2 separate regions of the Mus musculus genome follow, and region 2 is linked to region 1. A link is a loop called in an ENCODE intact Hi-C map of the cell type or tissue named here. Cell type or tissue: left cerebral cortex. All regions are shown on one strand. Each heading gives the region's core, and the rest is flanking DNA. Links, peaks and the distances in the headings are about the cores only. Region 1 has its middle 10 kb from the start of Gm35109. Region 2 holds the start of Dusp22 (dual specificity phosphatase 22).

What was found. A loop is a pair of places that touch in the nucleus more often than their neighbours do. Peaks named below come from ENCODE experiments on the same cell type or tissue, not always from the same donor. Only the 100,000 strongest peaks of a DNase experiment are listed, where the experiment ranks them.
Region 2: a loop joins it to region 1, with 4 times the contacts of the local background. A loop is called at or near these places in 9 of 42 quality-filtered maps.

Annotation. Positions count from the first base shown.
Region 1 is chr13:30,601,910-30,607,287 of GRCm38, reverse strand. No RefSeq gene overlaps it. Among named protein-coding and RNA genes, the nearest start is that of Gm35109, 10 kb to the left of the region's middle. In left cerebral cortex, for the core only: a CTCF peak has its summit at 3,119 (motif pointing left); DNase peaks (open chromatin) are centred at 3,289 and 4,279; H3K27ac peaks cover 342 bases.
Region 2 is chr13:30,657,611-30,662,988 of GRCm38, reverse strand. Dusp22 (dual specificity phosphatase 22) reads right to left here and starts at 2,930. Exons shown (of 7, transcript NM_001037955.4): 1 at 2,843-2,930. The coding sequence starts at 2,863. Gm35158 (a long non-coding RNA gene) reads left to right here and starts at 2,946. Exons shown (of 3, transcript XR_382157.3): 1 at 2,946-3,538. In left cerebral cortex, for the core only: no CTCF peak of the experiment used is centred there; DNase peaks (open chromatin) are centred at 2,714, 2,997, 4,047, 4,572 and 2 more places; H3K4me3 peaks cover 2,695 bases; H3K27ac peaks cover 3,836 bases.

The DNA.
Region 1 (5,378 bases), core at 292-5,291:
TGCTAAAATGGCCCAACTCTGGGGTTCACCAAGGTCTTCACACATTGAGGGAAAGAGAAACCACTCCTTTGAAAAAAAATCAAAGTTTCCAGGGGCAGTTTATTTTAATTCTATTCTGGCTTATACAAATAGCTAAAGAAAGTATGTCTCCTCAGTCCAGAAGGGTGAAGACCATTTTCCAACAGAGACCAAAAAGGATTAGTAGACAAGCCAAACAAACAAACAAAAAACAAAAACAAAAAAAGCAAAAAAAAAAAAATCTAATCAAAAGAATGAAAAAAAAAAGCTTTTTTTTTAAATAAAATTTTACCTCAAAAAGTTTGACAACTATTAAGCTAGAATAGGTAATAAATGAGCATGACCTTACACGAGGTTTGTTGTAAAGCATATTGCATTTTAAAATATTTACACGCTGTAGTCTGCTGTTGCTGTTTGGTTTGTGTCTTTCTTGCTTTCCTTACTTCTTCCTGCCATTCCAATTGCCTCCTTTCCTTTCCCATCCCTTCTTCACTGCTCAGACTCTTGGCTGCATTTCCCACCCACCATCTTTATTCCCCGAGGAACCTGATTATGTTCGGGTATCGTTGGCTGAAACAAAACATAAAAGCCATTCTTCTCCCAGGGGCTGGTCTAGAAGAGAATGTGTCATCTTGTGCTGACCGATGATACAAAAGGAAGTTATCTTGAAGTGACTCAGAAATACTCTCCTCCCTAAAAAGGGAGATGGATACCAAAGGAGAAAGGCCAGATCAGAGCCACTGACTTCCACATTAAACCACGACAGAAAGAGTCAGTTCTCACTGTCACTGTGAAATATGATGTCTGGCTTTCTTGAGACCTATTAAGTAAATAGAATGCCCCTGTATTTTGAGCCATGTTTTTAAATGTTACTTCTAGCCAGAAAGGAAGAAGGAAGGAAGGAAGGAAGGAAGGAAGGAAGGGAGGGAGGGAGGGAGGGAGGGAGGGAGGGAAGGAAGGAAGGAAGGAAGGGAGGGAGGGAGGGATAGATAGACAATACATAGAAAGATAGACAGATGGTGTAGTGGCGGTTGACACACACATCTTGAGCACATAGAATGCTTCAGGGCTAGAGGAAAAACTTCAAGGGTCTTGGGTTGTAGAATCTCAAACCCCTTGACTGAGATGGGCATTCCTGCAGCACAAGTCTGTAGAATGACTGCTGCTTCAAACAGACCAACAGACAGACAGACAGACAGACAGACAGACAGACAGACAAAACACTCAATATTTGGTTACAAGGGACATAAAGGATCAAAGTGAAGAAATCTGAGGAAAAGGATTGCAACATCAATACCATCCTGTGTGTCGCCCTTGGAGGTAGCTCCCTGTTACCCCAAGAAGCCTCATCACAATGCACACTATCACAGCCCAGGAGCAAACATTCCTCCCATGGTGCAAATCTATGGTTTTAGAGTAAATAGCAACTATTACCTAATGAACAATAAGAACAAAAAAGCGCCAAAAAACCCTCATGTGTGTATGTGTGTTGGGGAGGGGGGGTCTCTTGATGATGATTTTCTTGGAGACGCTTTCCTCTCTGAGAGTCATGCCACAGTAAGTCAGGCATCCATCCCTTCCAGAGCTTTTCTGAGACTCTAGCTCTGCATGTCAGCAGTACCAGGCTCTGAGTACCACAAAACTGAGTTGTCTCATCCTGAAATGCCCACAGAGGAAGTTATGTCCCAGCTATGGGGCTTTGTAATGAACCACAGACGCTGAATACCTGGTAAGCTTTTCCCTCGCCACTTTGCTTTCTCTGCCTCCTGAGTTTTCCCCAAGTTACTACTTTCCTATGGAAGCTGTGTTTCCTTGGGTGGGCACTGCATGGCCAGGGCACTCAGCATCATGACAGTAGGTCTTAGAGGACGAGAAAAGAACCAGGAAACATGCAAATGTCTGGGTCCTTTCCATCAGCATGTGCTCTGGATCCCAGAAGGGTAGAATGGGTGCCCTCTCCAGACTAGGTGCTGTTGCTCTGGCCTGAGAGAACAGGAGCTGTCCTCAGAGTTAAAGTAACATGTGCAGACGTTCATGGCCAGCACCTGAAGCAGAGATGTGGGGACTAGGTTTGATGTTTTGGGTTTTTTATTTTTTGGGTTTTGCCTAAGTGGGAGCGGTGGAGGGGGGGGGAGAGGTGATGCAGCCATGGAAGGAAGAAGCCAAGATCAAGTGGGCCTGCTAGGGTATACAGGGTCCTCCCTTATTTGTGGAAGTACATCTTAAGATCCCTAGTGGATGCCTGAAGTTACAGATGGCACGGGACCCTATATATATAGTTACAAAATCTTAACTTACCCATTAGACACAAGGGAGTGATAATAAGAACAGAGAAACAGGAAAATAATAACATACTCTAGCAAAACTTATTTAAGTCAATTGCTTACTTCTAGAATTTTCTACTTAGTGTTCATAGGCCACAACAGCCGAAACTTTTTAAAAGTAAAACTGCAGGTAAAGTACCAGAATGAGTAAGATAAGAATAAACACATATGAAAATTCCATAATAAACACCATTATCATGTATAGTTGACTAAAGACTAAAATATATTATTTCAGAGATTCCTGGATTAAAGTGTACTCAGCTTTGGTCTGTGTCTTCCTGTTTCTACCTCCTCTTTACCTCCTAATCTCTACAGTAGAGATGGTAATACTGCCCAATGGCATTGATATTTAAGTTGGCATTAAGAGTGACTATGAACATGATACAGTACTCGGCACAAAACAAGCATTCACATGATATTTTAAATAATCTAGCACATAGTTGAAAAAATATGTTAGCAAAGAGTTGTGAGGAACACCACATACTCCAAGGAGTTTCACAGTGAGGGAGTTCAATATTCTTATTACCCACGTGTGTATTTGATATTCGGGATGCTACACTTTCAAAACCCAGAAATCAGTGCCGCTCAATCAGCGCCATTCAGTGCCTTATCAGATTCCACCAGGTGGTCAGCAGAGCTAAGAATCAGTGCCAGGGGGTTTCCGTGTGACACTTTTCAGAGAACCAATTTGTTTTCAGCCTCTGAGATATGGGGTGGGAATGCAGTCGGTAGCAAGTCCTGAGTAACAGTGGCCACTCTGCCACCTTCTGGGTGCATGAGGAAGGCAGTGGTCTGCTGACCCGGACAGTAAGGTCTGAATCAGGCTTCCAGTATGACTCAGCCCTCCTTCCCTGAGCCTATTTTCGCAAAGGCTGTCAAGATGTTCACATGCAAGACGTTCGGCGATGAAGGATCTGAGTGATTTCTGGAAATAGCTCCGCTGGTGAGATGCTGACACTTCACAGATTCAACAATTTGTGACAGCCTGAGTCACCGATAACAAAGCCATCAGCCAACGGTGCTTCTCACATGGCAGGCCTTGCAGAACCATGAGAGGGTGCATCCAAACAGCCTGCGCCATTTAGGAAGCAATCTGGAGTCAGGCTGGCCAAGGTGTCCCTTCTGAGCAGAGCAGCCAAGTGAGGAAGGAACCAAAACCTTTATCTGCTCAGACTCCTGAGAATCAGACCCCAGTGGCTTCCGTCTGGGGTCGACATCATCGTTATCCGCTTTCCTTGCCTCGTAGGTTGAGACGTGCCCACATTGGGGCAGTATTTTTTTGCCCTGTAGAGAGAGAAAGACTCTTGTACTTTACCAAGCACCAATTCCCCACCAATAAACGTGGGGAAGATTTTCTGGAAGTGCCTTTCCCCTCTGTGCATCACATGGCTTCATGTGCACTTCTAGGGTGTTCACACTTGCTGGGCACCTTGTCCGCATCCAGCTGATGCCCAGTTGTGCTGTACTTAAAATTACACCAACTCTTGCTTCAGCTCAAATACATCCTCTCTGAACCTCTCCTTCCTCTTCTGAGCGTGGAATGAAAAATGCCATCTTCCTTAGCGTTGTTGTGAAGACTTATGGGCGCAGGTTACCTGAAGAGTCTAACGCAGAACCTGAGATACAGTCAGGTTGTACCACAGGGGGTCAACTGGCCAGTTTCACGGAGAGGACAGTGCCGCTCTTCTCAGCACCCAGTCTCACCAGCAGGAGGGCTTTAGAAACGTCTAGTACATGAACCGTGGTGAAGCTGTTGTTGTCCTGCTTTGCAAGCGGAGGATAGGTGAATTTGTCTGTTTAAGGGAAAGTGTATGCCTGATCTAGGAACTTGGCTTCTATGTTCTTCCTCTAGGAATTTCTCAAAAAGTTTTTCATTACAAATGACTCACAGCTAACTGTCAAACTGGTGTGAGTAATGAAGTATAATTATGACTTCTCACAGTCCCAGAGGTTTTGCAAGGACCAAACACTATATACAGAGTCATGGTCTCATGCTTGACTCTTGGGATTCTAGTATCTTCTAGACAGCAGATCTGCCAGGTGTCACAGCCACTCAAGACTGAGAAGATAGTGAGTGTACTTAGGAATGATGGGCTCCTCGAAGGTTCTCAAAGTCCTCGCCTCATGCCTCAGTGGCTAAGGTAGAGTTGTGGGAATCCTTATGACTGTGAATGTTCTAGAGCAGTGGTTCTTACATTTATAATTGTATGACAAGAAGACTGTGTATTCCTCAAGTAGCCTCCTGTTCTAAAATATCTTTTCTTCTCAGGGTTATTCCAGTGCAAGTATCCAATGTAATCAGATTCGCTTTCTGCAGCATATCCAAGAACAAAGTATGAACACCACTAAATCAATAAAAAGGGTAAGTGGCTCAGGGTCTACATTCTGATAGACCTTGCCGGCTTGCTCCCAGATCTGCTGGGGGAGGGTATCAAGAATCTGGTTGGTGGGATCAGGGCTGTTGATGTAGACTACAGCAGCCTATTATGATGGCTACCTTGGGTTTAGTCTAAGAGTTTTGTTAACAGCTGTGCCTACAAAACGTGTTCACTCCCAACCAGTTTAAACATTTCTGAAGGAGGCAGGGATGTTAAAGTGGCGGGGAGTTTTTGTTTTCAGTTAGCAATTCTTCATAACGATACTATGCAACCTGAACTGCCCATCATGAGCTGGGTGTTATCTGACCTGCTGTGGTTTAAATCTGGACATGTCTAGAAATAAATCTCTCATCAAATGAAAGTGGTACATACATGATCAGGCATGAGCAGATCCTATAGGCACAAGTAAGTTACATGAAGAAGTGATCCAAATGTCTCTGGTCTCCCCCTATAATGCTTTCTCTATCCAAGCACGCACCTGTGGTCCCATGGAGTGTTCTTGTTTTCTTTTTGTTGCTGTGACTAAGCACCATGACCAAGAAGCGAGTTGGAAAGGAAAGGGTTTCTTTCATTTTACACTTCCAACTAAAGGGTGTCACTGAGAGAGGTCAGGTCAGAAACCCAAGGAAGCAGAAACCATGGGCATCACTGCTTACTA
Region 2 (5,378 bases), core at 227-5,226, 56 kb before region 1:
AAGAACTCTGATCACAGAGCCCATGTACTACTTACAGTTTGTAAAAATTCACCTAAAATTCTCCTTTGCTTTTCCTAAGAATTTGAGTAGTGACTGGGAGAGGCATTGTTTTACACATCTGAGAGAGAAAACGGAGACTGGATTATGCTAACCACTGAAGGTCTTTTAGTTTTAAGCATCTATGAATCCAGGAAGCGAAAACTGGACTTTTTGATATCCCTGCCCTCTTAGCAACAGAGGGCTTCTCGTGGAAAATCCCAGCTGAAGGGAGAGTAGGCCTCCCACTAAATGCCAGGACAATATCCTTGTCTGCCAGGAAAGGCACAGGGTAGGAAGAGACCACCCGACTAGTCAGGAGAATGCTCATGAGCTAAACAATACTGGCAATGTCTGGAGGAGAAGATATCAGAGCCTGAGGTCCTTATTTCCTGTCCCCAAATGACACTCTTAAATTCCAAGGCATCACACAATTTGCCTGTAATCTTAGAATCACATCTCCATCACTAGCATCTTCTCTTGATTCGGTAAGTACATTGTTTTTTGCCGGGTGTGGTGGCACACACCTTTAATCCCAGCACTCGAGAGGCAGAGGCAGGTGGATTTCTGAGTTCAAGGCCAGCCTGGTCTACAAAGTGAGTTCCAGGACAGCCAGGGCTATACAGAGAAACCCTGTCTCGAAAAAACAAAACAAAACAAAAAAAAAACCACAAAAAACAAAAAACAAAACAAAACAACAACAAAAAACTACATTTTTTTTTCCTTTTCTTTTCCCAACTAGGGAAAAACAGAAACCCTGCTCCAGGTCAGACAATAACACATTAGAGACCTCTGGGTAAGGCTCTTGGTTACCAGCATCCAGTAATTTACCTCGCTGCTTCCTTGTCTTGTAATTCCGGTGATACCTTCTGATCTCAGATTAAGATGTTTACTCTACCAGGGAGCTTTTGCCTGGGCTGAAGATTACCCTCCTTTGGGATGACATCTACTTTGCTTACACACTAGAAGTTATCTTTAGAGCCTGATAAACTCCCCTAGCCCCATCCATCCCATACACGGGTATGGGGACATAGTAATCTGGGGTAGGCAGCGCCTGTTAGCCAATGGTTGGTTTTTGAGCATTTAAAATGTAGCAAGTACCTAATGAGAATTTAAGACTCCACAGGGAAAAAAAAAAAAGGTATTGCATAAATAATTTATTTATTGGTTGCGTGTTAAAATACTTTAAATATTCTCAGTTTAATAATATTCTTTACATGGTGATCATCTGTTCTAACTCTTCAAAGAAATTTCACTAGGAAAATGTAAATGATGTATCTGGTTCACATTATATTTGTACTGAACAAGCAGTGTCCTACATTGAGGAGGTCTGTAACAGACTTCTTGGTCCTTTCTGCTGGCTTTCCTCCCTCTGTTCCCAAAAGCACTACACCTAACATATATTCAGTACAGACTGTAAGTATTGAACCACTGAACATCTACATTTCTCTGTCCGTATAGTTTTCCATCTCTACACTAGAAACTGTGTCTGTACAAGCTGGTTATGATAATAAAATAGTCAAGGAATCTACTATAAGAAGTAAATAGCACAATGTGGATATGAATACTGCCACCTTCGCTGAGAAGTATGAAAAGAATATCCCTTAGGCAATCAATCACTTGTATACCTAAACCCATTCTTTCAATTAGAATATAAAATACTAGAAACCAAATGCAGAAAGGGACAGTAAACAGTGGCGCCAACTAGAAATGTCAAGGGAAAGCAAGCAGAGTCTGTCAGCCCCAGGCGGACATCTTCAACCGGTCTAATTTTAAAAGCAGAAAGCTCAGAGCGATGACTGATCCCTGTGCTAATGGGAACATAATACAAGCATATATTCATGAGAGGGAGTTTGTTTCAAATTTGATCACTGGCGAAAATAATAATAATAATAATAATAATATAATAATAATAATAAAATAATAAAATCCTAGTCACCAACACACAAAAGTCACAACGCACAAAAACATGGAGACTGTGCAAGGAGCATGCAGGCTTCCATCAAAGACATGTTCGTTCCCTCCTCGGTCTTGGATCTCTGCCTCAATAATCATTCCCATGGAAGTAACTAAACCACTGCAGAGCCCCTCGCCACAAAGCAGAGACAAATGTGAAAGGGTGAAGAAAGAAGGGGAGAAAGCGAGCCACACCGTTAGAACCTATAAACATGATGGATAAAGTAAGTGGAGACAAGATGGGGGGTAACACCAGAAGCTAACCAAACCCAGGACCATTTAAAATACTTGTAGAAGTACTTGTCTTAGTCCTGGGCATCCAGAGCCTTAGTAAGATTTCTCTTTGAACCAGCAAGTTCCTTAACCTTGAGACTGACACAAATAGAACCCGGAGGACTGTCACCGCCAGATCATCCTCAATCTAGGGGGTAGGGGTGAGAAAACCGGCCCAGAAGGTTTGGGCCACCACAGGGGCAAAGAAAGAGTTTCTAGAAGGCCTTGCGGCCACAACAGCCAGCCAACAGGTTGCCCTAAGGAAGCCCCACAACCCAGGGTCAACCAGCTCCAGACACCGAAAGCCATGTCAGTTCTAGGGTTTCCGTGAACTTCCCCCACCAGAGTGGCTTATCTGTGCACGCGCACACAAATCTGGGGAAAAGAGGAAATTACAGAAGCCGCCCATCTGGCCCGGTTCACCAATGCTGTGGGTGGCAGACGTCAAGGGGCCCGGTCTCAGGGGAGGGAGACAGACCAGCTCCAGCATGGGTCCCCCGCTCTCAAAGGGGCACGCTGTGCGGGTCAGGGCTGCGGAGGCTGCAGAAAAGAGGGTGCGGCCGGGACCGGACGTTACCTGGCTCATCCCACTCCCCATGGCCGCGCCGGGCTCGCCGCTCCGCGCTCGCGGGAGGAGACCGGGCGCGCAGCCGGGCGGGCAGGCGGGCGGGGCAGCGGGAGGCGGCGCCAGGGCGGCGCTCGCTGCGCGCTCCACCCGGGACGCGGCATTACTGTCCGGCCGTGCGGACGTCGGGGACAGCGGCCCTCGCCCCCGCGGCCGGACGCCCAGCGCGCACGCGCTCGTGCTCGCGCATGAGCCCCAGCCTACAACCCTGCAGTTTGCGCACGCGCGCCGGGTGGGGGGTGGGGTGGACGGAGGCAGGCGCAGCGGTAGGGGGGTCCCCAAGTCCCTAAAGGCGGTTTCCCCTGGGGCTCCCTGGTGCCAGTTACGGGCAGTGTCTCAGGCCTTGACTCCCCTGTTAGAGGGGCTCCCCTGTCTGGGTTTTCTGAGCCAACAAGGCGGGGGATTCCTGTGGGCCCTGCCCCACCCAACTCAGACCGAGAAGGAGCATGCTCTGGGAAAGGTGGGCTAGGTGACTCACCTCTGCAGAGACGTGACCCTGGTCGAGGAGAGGAACCCAACTGTCTCTAAATGGTCTTTTTCAGGGCAGTGTGTTGCAATGACTACCCCCAGAAAGCCCCCACGTACCTGCACTGCGGTTTTGTCTAGCGTGTGCATGCATTCTAGCATGTGGGCCATCTATCATCCTTGGTAATTTTTTTTTCCCCGAGACATCTGTGTAGCCCTGGCCCTGGCTGTCCTGGAACTCACTTTGTAGACCAGGCTGGCCTCGAACTCAGAAATCCACCTGCCTCTGCCTCCCGAGTGCTGGGATTAAAGGTGTGCACCTGGGATTAAAGGTGTGCACCACCGTGCCTGGCTTATCCTTGGTAAAATTTTAATTTCCTTTATAGGCACTAAGACCTGGGGGTTTGAACATCCCTTTCACTTGGGTAACCCAAGACCCTCAGAAAACACAGATACTTAACATTACTATTTAAAACAGTAGCAAAATTACAGTTATGAAAATAATTACAGTTATGAAAATAATTTTATGGTTGGGGGTCACCAAGTTATGAGTAGCCATATTAAAGAGTCACAGCATTAGGAAGATTGAGAACCACTGAACTAAAGGTTTCTCATTTCCATTTTGTATTCTTGACAACGCCCTACACCCAGTAGATGCCAGTACTTGTTGAATGAAGATAATGCCATGTTTCAAGCCCAATTCTGCTGGCCTTAGATCACCCTCCCCCTTCCTGGAATCAGCCCCAGGGGCTGCTCTGTTTTTTCTTAGACATCCTAGGCTTGATCTTACACAGGGTCCTGTGTTACTGACATCTCAACGCCCAATTCTTTGCATAGCTTTTTTGAGGTCTTAGTACAAAGGTCATCTCCCCATAGATTCTTCTCTCAACTAAAGCATCCAGTTTATAAGATATACTCCAGGTACCTATGACATTACTGTGTCATATTTTTTTCATACACTTAGGATCAGAAATTATACTTAATTGCTTAATATTGACCTATCTCATAAGCTAATAACTTCCTGAAAGAGGTCTTTCTGTCTTATTCACTACTTAGTCATATGTCTTCTGGGGCAGAAGCTAGCATAACATAGACTAAACATATGCCAAAATAATTAATGGGGATCTTGGCTGAGAAACCAGTGGGGAGGTTCTAAAAACAAACAAACAAACAAACAAGCAAGCCAGCCAGAAAAAAAGAACTGCTGTTGAGCTGGCCTAGCTGGGAAAGTTACTCACTGCCAAGCCAGATGACCTGAATTTTGTCCCTGACAACCACACAGTGGAAAGAGAGAACCAAGTTTTGTAAGTTGTCCTCTGACCATAGTTATGAGTGCACACACACACACACCCTAATAGATAAATAAAAATAAATAGTAAACAAAAAATGTGAAGAAAAGTATTTAAAAATTTAGAGTGCTAATAAATATTTGGGAAGAGCTTGACTCTGTCTAGTATGGTTGCTCTCCCTGTACACTCGTGTCCTGGGCAATACAAGGCACTCCCCCCACCTTCCCTTCCCTCCCTCAGTGTGCACTTGCATTGTTTCCTCCCTGGGGGATGAGATTCTGGTCTACTTCTGCTCCTCCTCTTTACAGGACTGGTCCTGCACTATCACCCTCTCATCCTCTTCCTCCTAATCACATGGGAAACCTACCCCCTCCCCTCTGTACCATAGTGTCATTATGCAATTATGCCTGCTGCTTAGAATCAGCATAGTTAAGGGACTCTAGTAGGGAAATCCCATGGTCAGCTTCTATCCCCAACTCCTAGAAAGATCATGGACCAGATGAGTCACTTTCTCAGCATTTGCCTCCTTACACGATCACTAGATGATGTGTTTAAAAGCAACTGGCCAGTGTTTATTCCTCTTCCTTCTCTTTAGGCTGTTGTTTTCAATAGAAAGGTGGACTTCTCCAAGCACAATTTGTTTATAGGTTGGTCTACACCCGTAAATCACAAGCGCAAATCATGTTTTTTCATCTGCCATCTATTTGGAATACTTCTCTCTGTGCCTATGCTTC